2 separate regions of the Homo sapiens genome follow, and region 2 is linked to region 1. A link is a contact called in ENCODE Hi-C data. All regions are on one chromosome and are shown on one strand. Each heading gives the region's core, a stretch centred on a gene start or an enhancer-like site at or near the end of the contact. The rest is flanking DNA. Distances are from core to core; before and after follow the strand shown.

Region 1 (4,216 bases), core at 113-2,612:
ACGCTAAGGCATATTTTGTGTGCCACACAGTATTACTCTGTTTCCTAAGTAACCTATTGAAACAATGTAAGGTATACATCTATTAATGCATTTAGTGATGATACTGGAATTTGTGAAACGTGACAGAAAGGACAGATGAAGAAAGATGAGGAGAGACAGGTATTAATTGTCCTAACAGTACAGGCTGTAATAAAGGCCAATAATCATTTGAATTCCTGCTCCTTAATGTGAGTCTAAAGAGCGGCTTACCTCAGGTATTTGGAAAGTCTAAATACTGTATTTGCTGTAGAAAATTCATCCAACATACAATTCAATTTTTAAAATTAAACCTTTTGCCTAATCTTTAAGATATTTGATGTTATAATGCCCATTATCACACTTTATTTAAATGAGATAAACTCAGAGAGTTTAAAAAATTACGCAACTTCTCTTTTCCCTTACTATGGCTGGCCTCTTATAACCGAAAGCAATATTCTTGCCTCTCCACTTTTTAACTGAAGCTTTGATCTCATCTGTATTTATGAAGAACGTGCTCTGGGAGAGTCCCTGTCAAGACATTCATTGTAACACCCGCTCCTACTCATGCTTTCAGCGCTGCCCGTGGACGGAATCCACCCACACCTTCCAGACACGCTAGGTGTGGGCTCGGAAACGCAAGATGGAGGGCGGGAGGGGAGCCGGCGTCTCCTAAACCTGGCGCAGGGCACGGACTCGAAGTTGAAAAAGAAGTGTTTACAAGTGAGGCTTTTAAATAAATCACCGCTATGGAGGGCATTTCCTCCGAGCCCTGGGCGCCAGCCTGAGAATCCTCTGCCGGACGCCAGGGGACGAACCACGCTGACCCCGCCAGACACGCGACCCCGGGGCCGGCGCTGGCGTCTGCACTCGCGCGACCCCGCCGCTCCTCCTGGGAGCGCCGTCTAACCGCTCCCGGCGACGACTTCCCAGAGCGCCGGGGAGCCAGTGCCCACGCGGGGCAGAGCTGCGGCGCGGCCCGCGGGCCGGGCCCCTTCCCTCCAACGCCGGGCGGGGCTCGCGGCCCCCGACCCGGCCGCTTCGCCGCCGCCCCTCCCCGCGCTCACCTGCTCGCTCTCCTTCGGCCGCTGTCCGCGCCGCCGCGGGCTCGCCCCGGGATCCCACCCGGTCCCTGCCGCCTCCCGCTCCGCCAGCGCGTCCCCGTCCTCGTCGCGTTCCCCGCCGTCGCCGCCCCGCAGCAGCTCCCCGGCTGAGCACATCCCGCAGCCAACTCCTACCGCCCCGGACAGCCGCCGGAGGACCACGCCGCGACGCACCAGGCAGCGCCGCCGCCCGAAGGCTGCCCTGGGATCCGCCGCACCCGCCGCTGACAGGAGCCGCCGGAGCGCGCCCCGCCGGCCTGGGCGCCTGAAGTACCAGCCCGGCCCCTCCTGTCACTGGCTCGCCCAACCCCCGGCCGTCGGGGCGGAGCCGTACAGGGGAGGGGCCAAGACAGGGGGCGGGGCCAACGGTGTGTTGGGGGGCGGGGGTGTGTGTGTGAGATTGAGAGAGAGGCCGACAGACTGAGAGAAGAAGGGTGTTGTGTGAAAAACTATGGACATACACTGCATGAGGGAGATTGTACATGAGAGAGGCTGTGTGTATGTATGAGGGATATTGTGTGTGCGTAAGAGACCGTTAGAGAGTGTGAGAGAGACGCTGAGCGTGATTTGTGTGTGTGTGTGAGAGAGATTCTATATAAAAGAAACTGCGTATAAGAGATTGTATGCACTTTGGGAGGCCGAGGCGGGCAGATAGCTTGAGCCCAGGAGTTGGAGACCAGCCTGGGCAACCCCATCTCTACTAAAAATAGAATTAGGCGGGCGTGGTGGCGGCAGTGTGGTCCCAGCTACTCAGGAGGCTGAGGTGGGAGGATCGTCTCAGCGCGGGAAGTCGAGGCTGCAGTGAGCAGAGATCACACCACTGCACTCCAGCGTGGGCGACAGAACCAGACCCCGTTTCAGAGAGAGAGAGAGAGAGAGAGAGGAGGGGGGGGGGAAAGAGAGAGAGAGAGAGAGAGAGAGAGAGATTGAGATTGTATGTGTATGCAAGAGACTGTGAGAGAGAGATTGTATGAGGGAACAACAGAAACTGAGAGAGATCAAGTGTGAAAGAGAAATTACTTGTGTGAGAGAGCCAGTGCATATATTTAAGAGAGAGCGCATTTGTATAAGAGATTAGTGTGTGTGGGTTTGTATGTGAGAGAGAAACACACACATGCACCCAGTTACACTCTCCAGCAGAGTACCCCTGTTCTTGCCTGAGTATCTGCCCGTCCTTTTCAAGGAAGACACATTTCACTGTCCCTCTTGTTCCTTTAGCCTCCTTTCCTAGTGTCTCACTGAAGGTCTGTGTATTTGTCCCTTTCTGTTGAGTGCTTCCTAGTGTGTGTTGTTTGTTGGAGCCTTGGGTCGTTTGATGGTGTATCAAATGATGTATCTTTCTGTAACTGGGTAAGAATATGTCTTTCTCAGTGGGTGGTGAGGGGAATATATCCAATTGATAATTATTTTTTGTACTACTCCATCCATTTTATTCAAGGAAAATGGAAGGGTGTTTAAATAAAATATCACTTTTTTTTCTGTGTATGCCTTATCTGTACATTGGGAAAACGATGGGTTATTGTACAGGTAAAATACAGAAAAGTAAATATGGAAAGTAAACATGTGTACACATGGAGAAGAGTAAGAGTTATTTGGGATCTTCTATTAAAATGTTTTCAGGCCCAGAGAAGGAATTAAAATAGGCAGAATCTCATAGGCTTATTTTAAAGAAGTTTCCTGTTTTTTGTAGTCAGGAGATTCTCAGTCTTTCTCACACACCCACAATCTCTCATACACACAATCTCTCTCATACACACATGATTTCACATACATACAGTCTCTCTCACACATATACAACCTCGCGCACACACCATCTCTCACACATGGTTTCTCACACATGCCCTCTCTGATTGTCTCTCCTCCACAAACAATCTCTCTAGGGGCCAGAAAATATGCCGTTGGATATCAAAAATTAGAAAGAAAATGAATCTGGTTCATTCCCTTTCTTAAAAGTCTTTAAAACTCCAGAAAAGAGTATTTAATATTATATACATACAATCAGAAACAAATATCACCATGGGAACCCAGTAGCCTTTCTGATGGGCCTCATTTTTTTTCCCCTGAAGGCAACATTTTCATTCTTGGAATTTTGGTTTGGCTATTAGTAGTGTTTCTTATAAAAACCAACTTTTTTTTTTTTTGGCTGGGCGTGGTGGCTCACGCCTGTAATCCCAGCACTTTGGGAGGCCGAGGCAGGCGAATCACAAGGTCAAGAGATGGAGACCATCCTGGCCAACATGGTGAAACCCCATCTCTACTACAAATACAAAAACTAGCTGGGTGTGGTGGCACATGCCTGTAGTCCCAGCTACTAGGGAGGCTGAGGCAGGAGAATCAGTTGAACCCGGGAGGCAGAGGTTGCAGTGAGCCAAGATCACGCCACTACACTCCAGCCTGGTGACAGAGCAAGACTCCGTCTCAAAAAAATAAAAAAATAAAAATCAACTTTTTTGGATAAAACTTTGGAATTATATACAGCAACCCAGAGAACATCAGCTCTTTACTGCCAACCCCATGAACTAAGGCACATTTTGAAGTTCTCCCTCATAGCGTTTGATTGGCAACTTGATAAGCCAAACAACTATGCACTCTTCAATCAGGCTACAGTGAGCAGAAATTCCTTATATATAAGAGGACTCAGAAGGCACAGAGTATTTATATAGCTGGGCAGGTACAATACAGAGGTTAGCTTTGTTCAGCTTAGGGGACAAGTCTTACAAAATTCCTTTAGAGTATACTGTCTGGTCTTTTGTAGATTCCGGCTTCTTGAGTCTTTGAGAAGTGTATTAATTCAGTTTTTTAGTAGGTATTTATTGAACGCTACTAGGCTTTAGGCCCAGGTCTAGGTCCCTATTCTCTTATTGAACACTACTAGGCGTTTGGCCCAGGTCTAGGTCCCTATTCTCATGAAGCTTCATTTTAATCCAATTCTTGTGTTATTTTCTTGGCAGAAACCAAGAACTTTTACCGAAGAGTAGCCAGAATCCTTGGATCTCCACCTAGGACTGAAGGCAGAACCTTTTTTTTTTTTCTTAATATCATTTACCTTTAATTTAGTGAGTGAGTTTTTCTTTAAGCTGTTATTCTTTTGTTCATAG
Region 2 (4,655 bases), core at 1,201-3,700, 2.4 Mb after region 1:
GAGCCCTACAAATTATACAGATAGTCTGTGGTCAGTGCAGATCCCTGGTATTTAACAGCATCAATTAAGAGGAAAACGTAAACCTTGTAATTACTGCAGCAGAACAACAAATATATAATGATTAAATGTGAAAAGAATGTGAAAATAAAACTTAGAGTCTTGTTTTCTACAAAAATGGTGGTGATTCTCATGGGGAAGACAGTGGAAAGATTTGCTTGAGAGAAAGAGAACAGCTGCATCAAGCCAGAAGAACTGGCATTTGAGAATTTAATCCCTAAGGAGAGATCAGACAAAGAAAACTACGTCTGATTCCTCAGAGTATAGGCTGTAGTTAAGGTGTAAGAAATTAGATGAGATCACAAAGAAGTAAATAAATAGAGAAAGTGGGGGAAAGGAGAGGCTTTGGGTCATAACTGAGGGCTGGAACTAGGTTATTTTATTACATTCTATCCTTTCTTTTGAAAGTCTTGTCCCTGGACTAGGGAGTTGTAAGAACCAAGCCTGGTTTAAGGATTCAGGTGGTGGTATCTCAGAGGTAATCTAGTCCAACTTTCATACTTTGGAGCTGAGAAACCAATGTTCCAGAAAGCTAAGACAATGATTCTAAGTTCCCTTTTTAAAATGTATTGAAATGTGTTGTCTAAAAATTAAAAAATAAAAATATCTGTGGTATTTTGTGAAGACAGAGGCCTTGGTTTGGAGTAGATACTGTCACATGACTTCTCACCTCGACTCTTTTATTGTAAAAGAGGAAGATAATAATACCTTCCAGGGAACATTCTTCCCCCTTCTCCATTGTGGTAGGAATTAATCACTGCCCAAGACTCCTGGTTGAGGGGCTGAGTGAAGTGCAGGCAGTCTCCAGCCAGGAGCTACACCGTTTGTTGGGCTACCCTGTTTGTAGGGAGGAATGCCTTTCTATGTTTCTAACTTGCCCAAAGTCTGCATCCTTGTAAAGTAGTGTTCTGAATGTGAGCGATCATATTCATGAAGTGCCTGGCACATAGTAAGCACTCAATAAAGAGGGATGTAATTTTTATGAACTGTGCACTGAACGTTTATTATAAGCTCATTTAGTTTGTAACAAACACAAAAGGCCAAACCTAGAACTTATTGGTAATTCTTATAGAAAGGACACACCTATGCCCAATACTTACTCACTTTCTTTTTTTTTTAGAGTCTCGCTCTGTGCCCCAAGCTGGAGTGCAGTGGTGCAATCTCAGCTCACTGCAACATCCATCCACCTCCTGGGTTCAAGTGATTCTCCTGCCTCCGCCTCCCGAGTAGCTGGGATTACAGGTGCCCGCCACCACGCCCAGCTAATTTTCTGTATTTTTGGTAGAGATGGGGTTTCACCATGTCAGCCAGGCTGGTCTCGAACTTCTGACCTCAGGAGTTCCAGGCCTCCCAAGGTGCTGGGATTACAGGCGTAAACCACCGCGCTTGGTCTGCCCAATACTTTCAACATTGCTCTGGATCTTACTGTAAAATTCTTGGAAACTGCTGTGATACTAAGATAACCAGATATTTACAACTGATACAAAGTACTACTGCAATAGTTATTTATGGATCCCGCACAATGCTGGGGGCAGGGTGGTAGGTACAGAGAAACAAACGTCACTGTAACTATCAAGTTACAAAATCCCTTGAGTAGAAAAACAATGACTTCCTTAAGATTTATTTTACTTTTTACTGTATTTAAGTTTACACTACTGTTTCTTCCTTACCAGGGGAGAATTTTATGATTTTTATGTTGGCCCATTTTCTTTTTCCGGAAAGTCTAAACTAGCATTTAGCTCGTCCTGATTAGAGTCAGGCACCGCCAAGGCATGGGTTGGCATCTTCCAGATCCCGCTCCCCCAACCGCGGCCACAGCAGATCTGGAGGACCGGGAGAGGACGCAAGGAGGAAAAGCCCTGCTCTGCGAGCTGACAGCCGGACTCTGCCCACATTGCCAATGGAACCACGTCTTCAAGCCGGAAACTCAGCTGGACCTCTCGCAGCGCTCTCTGCGAGGGGGCACAGGGGTTATTTTCTCCGATGTTGTCCACACCCAGAAAAGCTTGTCTCTCGGGGCTACTGTGCTGAGCCCCGACTGGTCAGGTTAGGCCACCGGGGTTAGCTCTGCAACTCTTGCTTCACGGTTAACAGCCCGGAGAGCTTTCTTAAAAAATACCGACGCCCACTGCCACCTGGGACAACGTAATCAGGCTCCCTAGAAAAGGGGCTCAGGCCTGGGTACTTTTTAAGGTTCTCTTGTGAACCAGGACCAAGGGTCTTGGGAGGGTGCCGCGGAGACCACGTGGGCATGGAGGCCCCGCCCCCGTTTCCCGCCCCGCGCGCCCCTCCCCCGGTTCCCCGCCCCCCCCAACCCCGCCCCCGCCCCGCCCCACCCCTGCGCGTCCCGCCCCTCCCGTGCGCCGCTGACGCGCCGTGCTCCGGCGCAGGCGCACAGGGGACGGTTGCTGGCCCAGGTGAGCGGGCGCGCTGGTCCAGGTGAGCGGGCGCGTCCCCGCGACGGCGCTGCCTGCCCGAGGCGGTTCACGTAAAGACAGCGAGATCCTGAGGGCCAGCCGGGAAGGAGGCGTGGATATGGAGCTGGCTGCTGCCAAGTCCGGGGCCCGCGCCGCTGCCTAGCGCGTCCTGGGGACTCTGTGGGGACGCGCCCCGCGCCGCGGCTCGGGGACCCGTAGAGCCCGGCGCTGCGCGCATGGCCCTGCTCTCGCGCCCCGCGCTCACCCTCCTGCTCCTCCTCATGGCCGCTGTTGTCAGGTGCCAGGAGCAGGCCCAGACCACCGACTGGAGAGCCACCCTGAAGACCATCCGGAACGGCGTTCATAAGATAGACACGTACCTGAACGCCGCCTTGGACCTCCTGGGAGGCGAGGACGGTCTCTGCCAGTATAAATGCAGTGACGGTGAGGGGGCACCCGGGCCCAGCGAGGGCTCGTGCTTTCGGGGGATTGGGGTGACGGAGATCCTGGAGGTGTGAGTGACAGATGCAAGGCAGACCTTGACGGTGTCCTTCGGCTGTGGAAAAACTTAACCACTGCTAGAATCTTGCCGTTCTAGTGATTGAGCAAGCTGGGTACAAGTTCGCACCACTATTGTTAGAATGTGAGAGGTCACATTCTAACGGAGAGGTGTACCCCCCGTCCCATTTGCATTGCTTCTGAATTACCTTTTCCCCCCCTCAATTGCACCAAGTTGCCGAAGAACTTACTGACGTAGGAATCATGGGAATAGAGTGGAACAGACTGGTTTTAGCTCATTTTTGCTTCTGTAAATTGGATGAACATGCGAAGCAAACTGAGAATTTAAAAACCATGCCGTATTAACTTTCTCTATAATTGATATTAAATGGTTTTTTTTCTGCAAACCCATAGACAATAACTTGCGACCTTTGTACAGACTTTTGGTGTACTCGAGTGTTGAGAAAGGGTTCCGATAACTCTTCTTTCCTTAGATATCAGTGACCCGCCTCCTCCTCATTGTTGGTTAACGTTAATACAGTTATCTTCATTTACTCTTTTAATATTTTTTGAACTTTCTCTTTGAACCTGAGAATTTGTTTGGTGGCGGTATGAGTACTAATCAACTCAGTATTTCAGGCAGAGATAGTTCTTTTGTAGCACATTTTTGAGTGCTTAAATATTTTAATAGGTCAGAAAAATATTGGACTTTTGTTTGGAAATTGAAAATGTTAAGAGAGCAGTTGGGAGATCATGTTTCCAATAAGATTAGCCAAGGTTAGAGTCTCATTATGCTGGCAGCGGAAAATAATCGGGGATCCAGTGACTTCATTGTTGGAACCTGATTGTATAGGTGAACTTAAAAGGAACTGGTATCATGTAAACCTATGATGCCACATGCTGCCTGCAATTTTCAAGATAATTTCTAGTTTTATGTTAATAGAAGTAAAGGATGAACTGTATCTTGTATACTTTAAAGCGCTGAACAGGTGCTGAGACATGTTGCATTGCTTCTTAAATTTGTGCCTAAACGTTACCACCTAAACGTATGCTTCATGAAGATGTTTTTATTCTTGTAGAACTTGTTCGGAGGATTAAGTGCATAATTTAAGGATCAAATAGTTGCCTTTCCTAAAGCAAATGTTACAGTTTTACTTAGTCATTCCTATTCATTATACAAATATTTGAGTCCCAACTGTGCTTCAGATGTTGTTCTAATTTGAGATTCAGCAGTTAATAAAACAGACAAAAATCTCTGTCCGTGGAGCTTGAGTTCTGGTGAGGGAGAGATGGGCAGTAAACTAGTAAATAAGTAAAATTAGGGGAAGTGTGGAGTCTGATCAGGGCAGACGAGGGGCCATGTTGGAGGCAATTTACTCTTCTAAATGGGTTGTTCAGCAAAGGCCTCACTGATGAAAGAATATTTGAGAAGAAATCTGCACGTGGTAAGGGGAGGGAATGTGGTTATTTGGAGAAACAGCATTCCAGACAGAGGGAATAGCAAGTGCAATGGACCTGAGGAGAAAGGCCAGTCAAGGATGACTCTGAAGGTTTTGGCCTGAGCCAAAGGAAGGAAACGGTTGCCATTTACAGAGATAGGGAAGACTTGGAAGGAGTCGTCTTCATAAATTTATTAGTCTAGGGTTCTAGAGTTTATTTACATTTAAAACATGCCTGAAGTTG

What was found. A loop is a pair of places that touch in the nucleus more often than their neighbours do. Pooled maps may share reads with other maps.
Region 2: a pooled map shows a loop between it and region 1 (10-fold over the local background). The contact joins the promoter of PLA2G12A here to the promoter of FAM241A in region 1. A Hi-C loop is called at or near these places in 5 of 50 pooled maps.

Annotation. Positions count from the first base shown.
Region 1 is chr4:112,142,600-112,146,815 of GRCh38, reverse strand. FAM241A (family with sequence similarity 241 member A) reads right to left here and starts at 1,362. Exons shown (of 2, transcript NM_152400.3): 1 at 1,083-1,362. The coding sequence starts at 1,235. RefSeq lists an enhancer at 452-591 and a silencer at 932-1,581.
Region 2 is chr4:109,727,865-109,732,519 of GRCh38, reverse strand. It overlaps PLA2G12A (phospholipase A2 group XIIA), which reads left to right and starts at 2,450. Exons shown (of 4, transcript NM_030821.5): 1 at 2,450-2,918. The coding sequence starts at 2,711. It also overlaps a transcript of CFI not described here. RefSeq lists enhancers at 1,456-2,332, 2,992-3,061 and a silencer at 2,322-2,661.